2 separate regions of the Homo sapiens genome follow, and region 1 is linked to region 2. The links are chromatin contacts, found by Hi-C or POLR2A ChIA-PET in ENCODE. All regions are on one chromosome and are shown on one strand. Each heading gives the region's core, a stretch centred on a gene start or an enhancer-like site at or near the end of the contact. The rest is flanking DNA. Distances are from core to core; before and after follow the strand shown.

The links. A loop is a pair of places that touch in the nucleus more often than their neighbours do. ChIA-PET counts read pairs that join two places held with the same protein, here RNA polymerase II (POLR2A). Pooled maps may share reads with other maps.
Region 1: a map of heart left ventricle shows a loop between it and region 2 (2.3-fold over the local background). The contact joins the promoter of CASK-AS1 here to the enhancer-like site in region 2. A Hi-C loop is called at or near these places in 3 of 168 maps with a recorded cell type or tissue (cardiac septum, heart left ventricle and naive thymus-derived CD4-positive, alpha-beta T cell), 17 of 37 single-sample maps with no recorded cell type and 12 of 50 pooled maps. POLR2A ChIA-PET finds 5 or more read pairs at or near these places in 2 of 52 experiments (GM12878 and HEK293).

The regions. Positions count from the first base shown.
Region 1 is chrX:41,516,466-41,519,894 of GRCh38, forward strand. It overlaps CASK-AS1 (CASK antisense RNA 1), which reads left to right and starts at 1,297. Exons shown (of 2, transcript NR_046581.1): 1 at 1,297-3,429. It overlaps CASK (calcium/calmodulin dependent serine protein kinase), which reads right to left. Exons shown (of 27, transcript NM_001367721.1): 27 at 1-3,429. RefSeq lists an enhancer at 352-853.
Region 2 is chrX:41,440,762-41,444,168 of GRCh38, forward strand. No RefSeq gene overlaps it. Among named protein-coding and RNA genes, the nearest start is that of NYX, 4.9 kb to the right of the region's middle. RefSeq lists enhancers at 1,269-1,318, 2,259-2,328 and a silencer at 1,429-1,938. Within about 2 kb of position 1,275, at least 23 of the 41 ENCODE cell types and tissues checked have a DNase peak (open chromatin) inside an H3K27ac peak, as active enhancers do; they include heart left ventricle, where a contact is called at or near this core.

The DNA.
Region 1 (3,429 bases), core at 47-2,546, 76 kb after region 2:
CCTTTCTGTAAGCTGCAGTGAGAAGGAAAGCATCTTTTAATAGAAGAATTAATTAGAGGCGCAGAACAAGAAAGCCACGCTCAGGGACCTTTAACTTATTACAGCCTGTAATCGCTCTCAGTATTGTAAGCCCTAGTCAAGAGGATGGAATTAGGAGGCTGTGTTCAGTTCTGAGAAAACAAGAAACACACACGAGTTTGATAATAGGAAGCAAGAAGGAGGAGGGATGAGGATGACAAGGAGCTTGGTTTTGGAATGCCGATTCCAAGGTGCCTTCTCTTTTCAAAGAGACAGTGTGGGAGGCATTTCTATTAAGAATTTGTTAATCAAGCAGTTTTCTTGGTAGCTTTAGCAACACATTCTCTTTGCCCCAAGTTAAGAAACTGGCCTGAAATGAAAAAAAAAAAGGACATGACATCAGTGGGGGACAAAAGAGAGCTGGCTTTGGGCTGCCTTGTTTTTCAGGGGCAGTTTCCACGCTGGGAATCTTCCTGGAGGGTGGTTCAATTGACTAAACTTTTTCAAGAAATAAACTTGAAGCCTTAATGAAGAGACAAATACAAGTGATTTAAAAACAAAAGAACTCTGCAGCGATCAGATCAAAGGCTGTAAAAAGGTAACAGTAGCTGCAGCCCAGGCCTGCCTGGAGCACAGGGGAAGGCTTGGCCCACTGGCTGTCTCTAGCAGCCTAAGAAGGAATTGGACGGGGAACAGGAACACCTCCTGCATTTCTACTGCAGTGGGGGACTTTGCGACATCTTTAGATATTCTGCCACCAATAGGATGGGCTGGGACGATGCCTTCTGAATGCAAATAGCAAGAAGTAGGTCAACCATTTGTTTTCCTCTCTGAGCAAAGATTTTAAATCATCTCACCTGACAAGAGATACATTTAATTGCATTTAAAAAGGCTACAATGTTATCTTGACACTGGGAAACTTCCAGATGAATTAAATTGAGTGACATTTCCCTTTTTAGCATTAAAATGGGATATGCTGTATGTGCAAAGTAATTACTGTCTTGTGACTGGAAAATCAGGACATTTCATCTTTTTAACAAAGAATTCAACATATAAAAACACTCCCTTTCTTGCTGTGGGGAATGGAGTTGGGTGGGGGAGAGAACCTTCAAAATGTGGCTCTCCAATACTTCAATTGACCACTAATAAGATTTAGTACTCTAAACATTCATTCTGGTCTTTAAAAGAAAGAAAGAAAAAAAAAGGTTCTGCTGATGGAATGGAAGCAGTAAAGAAGCTTTTAGCAATTTTCTCTGATTGCTTAGTGGACAATTGTAATGTAGCAGTAGCAGCAGCAGCAGCAGCAGCAGCAGCAGCAGCAGCAGCAGCAGCAGCAGCAATGTACTGAAATTACTCTGAATTCAGAAATGTAAGTATATGCAGCTAGGTCATAAAGACACTGCTTTAGAGAAGACATGTATTAGTGGAATGGAACAGGTAACATCTTTGAGAAGTCAATGAGTTCTGCATGCAGGGATTTCACCATCGGAATGATGGCAAGAATGATGCCTGCCTGTGTGCTTCTCAGAGGACGTATAAAGCCACTGAGGATGAGTGCTACAGTGCTTGTGAATTGTGGGGCCACAGACATTTAAGTTGGCATTGCTTTTCTCCTCCTCTGCTTAATCCACCTTTATAAATATGGCAGATGGCTTAAGACAGGCATCATCAGCATCTCTGGAGATGTGGGCTCAAAGGGCAAGTGGGGGCGTGGGGGTTTCCACTAGAGGGAGGGAAGTTTCTGTTTCCCATGTGTTAGTTGTAGTTGTCTTTGTGCTTCACCAGAAAAGAGGTAGAGTGCGCACCTTCACACTAAGAGCCCGAAATTGTGGTCAGTACCATACCAGGAACGACTGTCTGGCCTTGGCATCTATCAGATTCGAATCAGTTCTAACACAGCCCTACCCAACTCTTTGAAGGTTTCTCTCTCTATCTAGTGTGAGACCACTGTTGAGCTTATCTCTGGTTTGGTGGCTTGGTCACCCCACTGTGGGGCCCATACAGAAGTAGTTCACTCAATACCTTGTTAGTAAGTTGCAGACTCATCTGGTCACTGGCAAAGAACAACATCAGAAAAAAAAAAATCGCCACCATTTAATAATAGGCGGTGGGGGGCGGAGGCGGGTATGGTGTTGACAATGTAAAAGAAGTATACTAATGCCTTCTCTGTTTGGTCCTTTAAGAGGAGCTGTTCAGCTCAGAACACACCCTGCACATCCTGCCAAGGCACAAAGTGACAAGGCCATCTAACCTACAAGAAGCAAAAAATGATGGTATGTTTTCAAGGATCACAGGTTAATATAAGCACTTCACACCCTCACATGCTAATGAAAAACATTCTACTGACCTCTGGCAAAGAGTCTGAGAACCCCAGCCCGAATCTCCTGTATTGGAAGAATGTGACTTCATGGAAGAGTTATGAGATGGTTAATGTCTCTAAAGCAACAAGGACAGATGATTCCCCTGTGCCAAGGGATACAGCAAGAGGAAGGAGAGACCACAGGTGGCCTCCAGTACACCCGTGGCCCTTGGGCGCATGGCTCTGTGCGAGTCAGACGTGGTCCAGCTGTGCTCTGGCAGGCTACTTTGTCACCCTGCCAACTGATACTCACTCCTGGGCCTTCAAAGGTTCAATGAGCATCTAACAAATTATACAATTGTAAAGATTATCAGCTTGGAAGCCTGAACAAATCTATAATGAAATGAAGGACCCAAAGGCATTTAATTATTGAACACATAAAAGGAAGTATATTTAAAAAAAATTGGTCAAACTGTCCTGTTAGTTATCATTTTAAAGGAATTTACAGGGCTGTTATAGATGATTCTTTTGGAATATTTCAGTTTATAGCAAATGCCTAAACTGGTTTCTTCATTGCACAGTATTTTCTCTTAAAATGGGTGCTTTAAAACAATTACATACAGATTAAAAATCATTTCTTTGCTTAATTAAAACGTTAATACTCTTAGACAACACAGATCTGAAATGGTGAAACCAGCAATTCCCCCCACCCCACCTTACAACAAATTAAATTGAGACAAAATTACAAACACATTTCACTACATGATTATTATTAATAAAAATCAGTTTCTTTTTTTTTATAAAGTTGCCCAAAATGCAAGGGATGTGCATAGGTTTACAACTTAGTCATAATAGCATTTTATTCTTATTCCCCTGGGTGTGCCCCATGAACGGAATGTAGAATGTACTTTGCTGTAGATTACAGATTGTTTTGTCCAACACAGACACACCGACAGCATAAACGCTCGCGACTGTCCACATGCATTAAGAGTCAAGACCCAACTTCAAATCTCTAAAAGGTTTACAGGGTGCTTCAAAGAGACAGTATCACATTATCTGGATGTTACATAAAGGACTTAAAAAAAAATACTATTCTAAAAAAAAAAAAAGAG
Region 2 (3,407 bases), core at 25-2,524:
TATATATATTCTATATATGGATTACATATAATCTCTATATATTCTATATATATGGATTATATATAATCTCTATATATTCTATATATATGGATTATATATAATCTCTATATATTCTATATATATTCTATATATATATTCTATATATATATTCTATATATATTCTATATATATATTCTATATATATTCTATATATATTCTATGTATAATCTATATGGATTATATATATTCTATGTATATTCTATATATATTCTATATATACAGGTGAGGTGGCTCACACCTGTAATCCCAGCACTTTGAGAGGCCAAGGTGGATGGATCATCTGAGGTCAGGAGTTCGAGACCAGCCTGACCAATATGGTGAAACCCCATTTCTACTAAAAGTACAAAATTAGCCAGGCATGGTGGTGCATGCCTTTAATCCCAGCTACTTGGGAGGCTGAGGCAGGAGAATCACTTGAACCCAGGAGATGGAAGTTGCAGTGAGCCAAGATCATGCCATGGCACTCTAGCTTGGGCAACAAAAGTGAAACTCCATCTCAAAACAAACAAGCAAACAAATATTCTCTGCTGGGTACAGTGGCTCACGCCTATAATCCCAACACTTTGGGAGGCCAAGGGAGAAGGATAGTTTGAGTTCAGGAGTTCAAGACCAGCCTGAGCAGCATAGTGAGACACTGTCTCAACAAAAAAAAATTTTTAAATTTAGGCAGACATGGTGGTGCATGCCTGTAGTCCCAGCTACTCAGGAGGTTGAGGCAGGAGAATCTCTTGAACCTGGGAGGTGGAGGCTGCAGTGAGCTGAGATTGCAACACTGCACTCCAGCCGGGGCGACAGAGTGAGACTCTGTCTCAAAAAAACAAAAAACAAAAAAACAAAAAACCACAAAACACACACACATACACAAACAATAACTGGCCAGGCACGGTGACTCACGCCCTTAATCCCAGCACTTTGGGAGGCCGAGGCAGGTGGATCACCAGGTCAGGAGTTCAAAAGCAGCCTGGCCAAGATGGTGAAACCCCATCTCTACCAAAAATACCACGCCCGGCCCTTGGTGTAACTTTTATTGAAAAAAAAATCCAAGTGTAAGTGGTTACGCGAAGTGTAAACCCATATTGTTCAAGGGTCAACTGTATCGGGAAATGGAGAGACCTACTTTGTTTTTTGTTTGACATCTGCTGCAATGGGAGAGAAACCTACTTTGGATGCAATGTAAAGAACGATGATTTCAGAAGAGGCCCCAGGAAGGTGTATTTGTGGGCAGTGGGCAGAGCCTGTTGGTGAGCTAACCCTTCATTTACAGGTGACAAACAGGCCATGCGCACTACGCGGCCTGGTCAGGAGGACACGGCACTGGGAGATCTTCCCCAGGGTGTGACCTTTGGCAGGTTAGGTCCCCACCCTGGCATCCCTTCCAGCCCGGGCATTCTGCGACTCCAGGTGCGTGAGGAACGTTTCTGGCACCAGGCACGCCCTGGGACTTTCCCCAGCCCTGGCCCCCGCCCCCACCGAGTAGGTGCGGGTGCCGCGGCGGGGAGCAGACAGAGGTCCCGGGGCCGCCCCACCCCGACTCCCGAACCTCGGTGCCCTCTGGCGGCCACGCTGGGCAGGACCGGGCTCATCGGGGGCGTGGCTCGCCCCGGAGGCTCCGCCCCTTCTCCCCAGGGTGGGGCCGGGGTGGTGGTTACCGGCAGAGGCTGCAGAGGTTTCGCAAGGACGTGACCTTTATGGGAAAAAAAAACCACTGTGTCACGCACGGTTGCCAGCCGGGGCCAGCGAGCTGAACTAGTTTTCTGAAGCCCGCGGAGGGAGGAGCCAGAGCGGAAACGTCCAGCCCAGTGACTCGCTGCCTACTGCCCCTCCAGGACCGCGGCGGCGCGCCCTGAGCCCCGGGGCACCAGATGGGGCGCGAGCCCGCACCTAACTGTGTCCGGGCCTGCCGTTGGGGCGACGTCACTGTCACTACACTGGGAGTCAGCGGAATGAGGGCACTCTCGCCTCTCTTCCTCCTTCCTCCAATTCCAGAAATGAGGCCCGGGAGCCCAGGCTGATCCAATCCAACCCCACTGAGCTGGGGTTTGGATTGGAAGGGCGGATGTGAAACGACAGAAGTAGGATAGTTTGCGAATAAAGAACAAGGGAGTTGGGTGCTTTAGCCACAGAATAGGTTCAGCCAAGGTCATTTAGAGGTGCCCAGCAAGAGGGGAGTGGCTACCCCTCCCCCATCCTGATCTGAGGCATGCAGTGGGGACGTCGGGGGTGGCCACAGGGGCTGTGTGTGTCCTTATTAGGACCCGAGAAAAACCCAGGGACTGGGAGGCAGGAGGACAGGGTACCCACTGGGTCCCAGCTCCACCTTCATATGTCACTCTGGGGAGCAGGTCACTTAATCTCTCTGGGCCTCAGTTTCCTCACTTGAAGAATGAGGGGTCTGGACAAGATTATGGAATATGTTTCGAGTACAATCAGGCCTAGGAACTGAAAGTCCCTGTCCTGACACCATCCAGTAAGTCAGAGAAAAAGGAAGGGTAAGAGGCCAAGGCTGTCACTCACCCGGTTCTCTTTCTATAGCTCCCTTACAAATTCTCACATGGGCTTCAATTCCCTTCAGCAAACAATTGTGCACTTCCGCCTGTGTGCCAAACCCAGGCTTGGGCCCAGCTTTGTGGGGCCTGGGGCAAGAGTACGCACGGAGGACCACACACTGTATGTCTGAATATTTAAAAGCTACACATCAAGCTAAAAAACTGTTAAATAAAACATGTTCTATCCTCCTATCTGAGCAGATATACCTTCATAACAATCTGGAAGGTTAAATTCAAGTTTGCAATTCTTGCATTCCTCAGCATTCTGGGCTAGGGTGTGATGGCACAGAGAGTGGCCCCAGCTCAAGGCCATGGCGTAGCTTCCCTCTATTCCCAGGCCGGATCCATCCCATGCTATAGCGGATCTTTCCCACGCACGTCCTCATATCCAAGCTCTGTCCCCTTCTCTGCAACTGTCTACCCCCTAAAGGATCACCTCTCGAGTATGCACATTGGTGAGACCATCCACCTTCAGGAGACTGGACCTAGAGGAGTGGGTTCAGAACCTGTTGGGCAGTGAATTCCCAGGTCGCAGGTATCCAGAACGTGGTTCTGGGTGGGTAAGTGTCTTGGCCTCAATGACTCCTTGCCCTGTGTCTCCCTGCCTCTTGCCCTGTCTGAAGGCGACACCAGCCAGACATTGTGGGAGTGCAGACTTGGATCAAGCACAGCCCCTCCAAGGAGGCCAGCCATCCAAACACTATGAACTTTGGGCGCAGTGGCTCAGGCCTGGCGTGGTGGCTCACGCCTGTAATCCCAGCACTTTGGGAGGCCGAGGTGGGCGGATCACTTGAGGTCAGGAGTTTGAGGCCAGCCTGGACA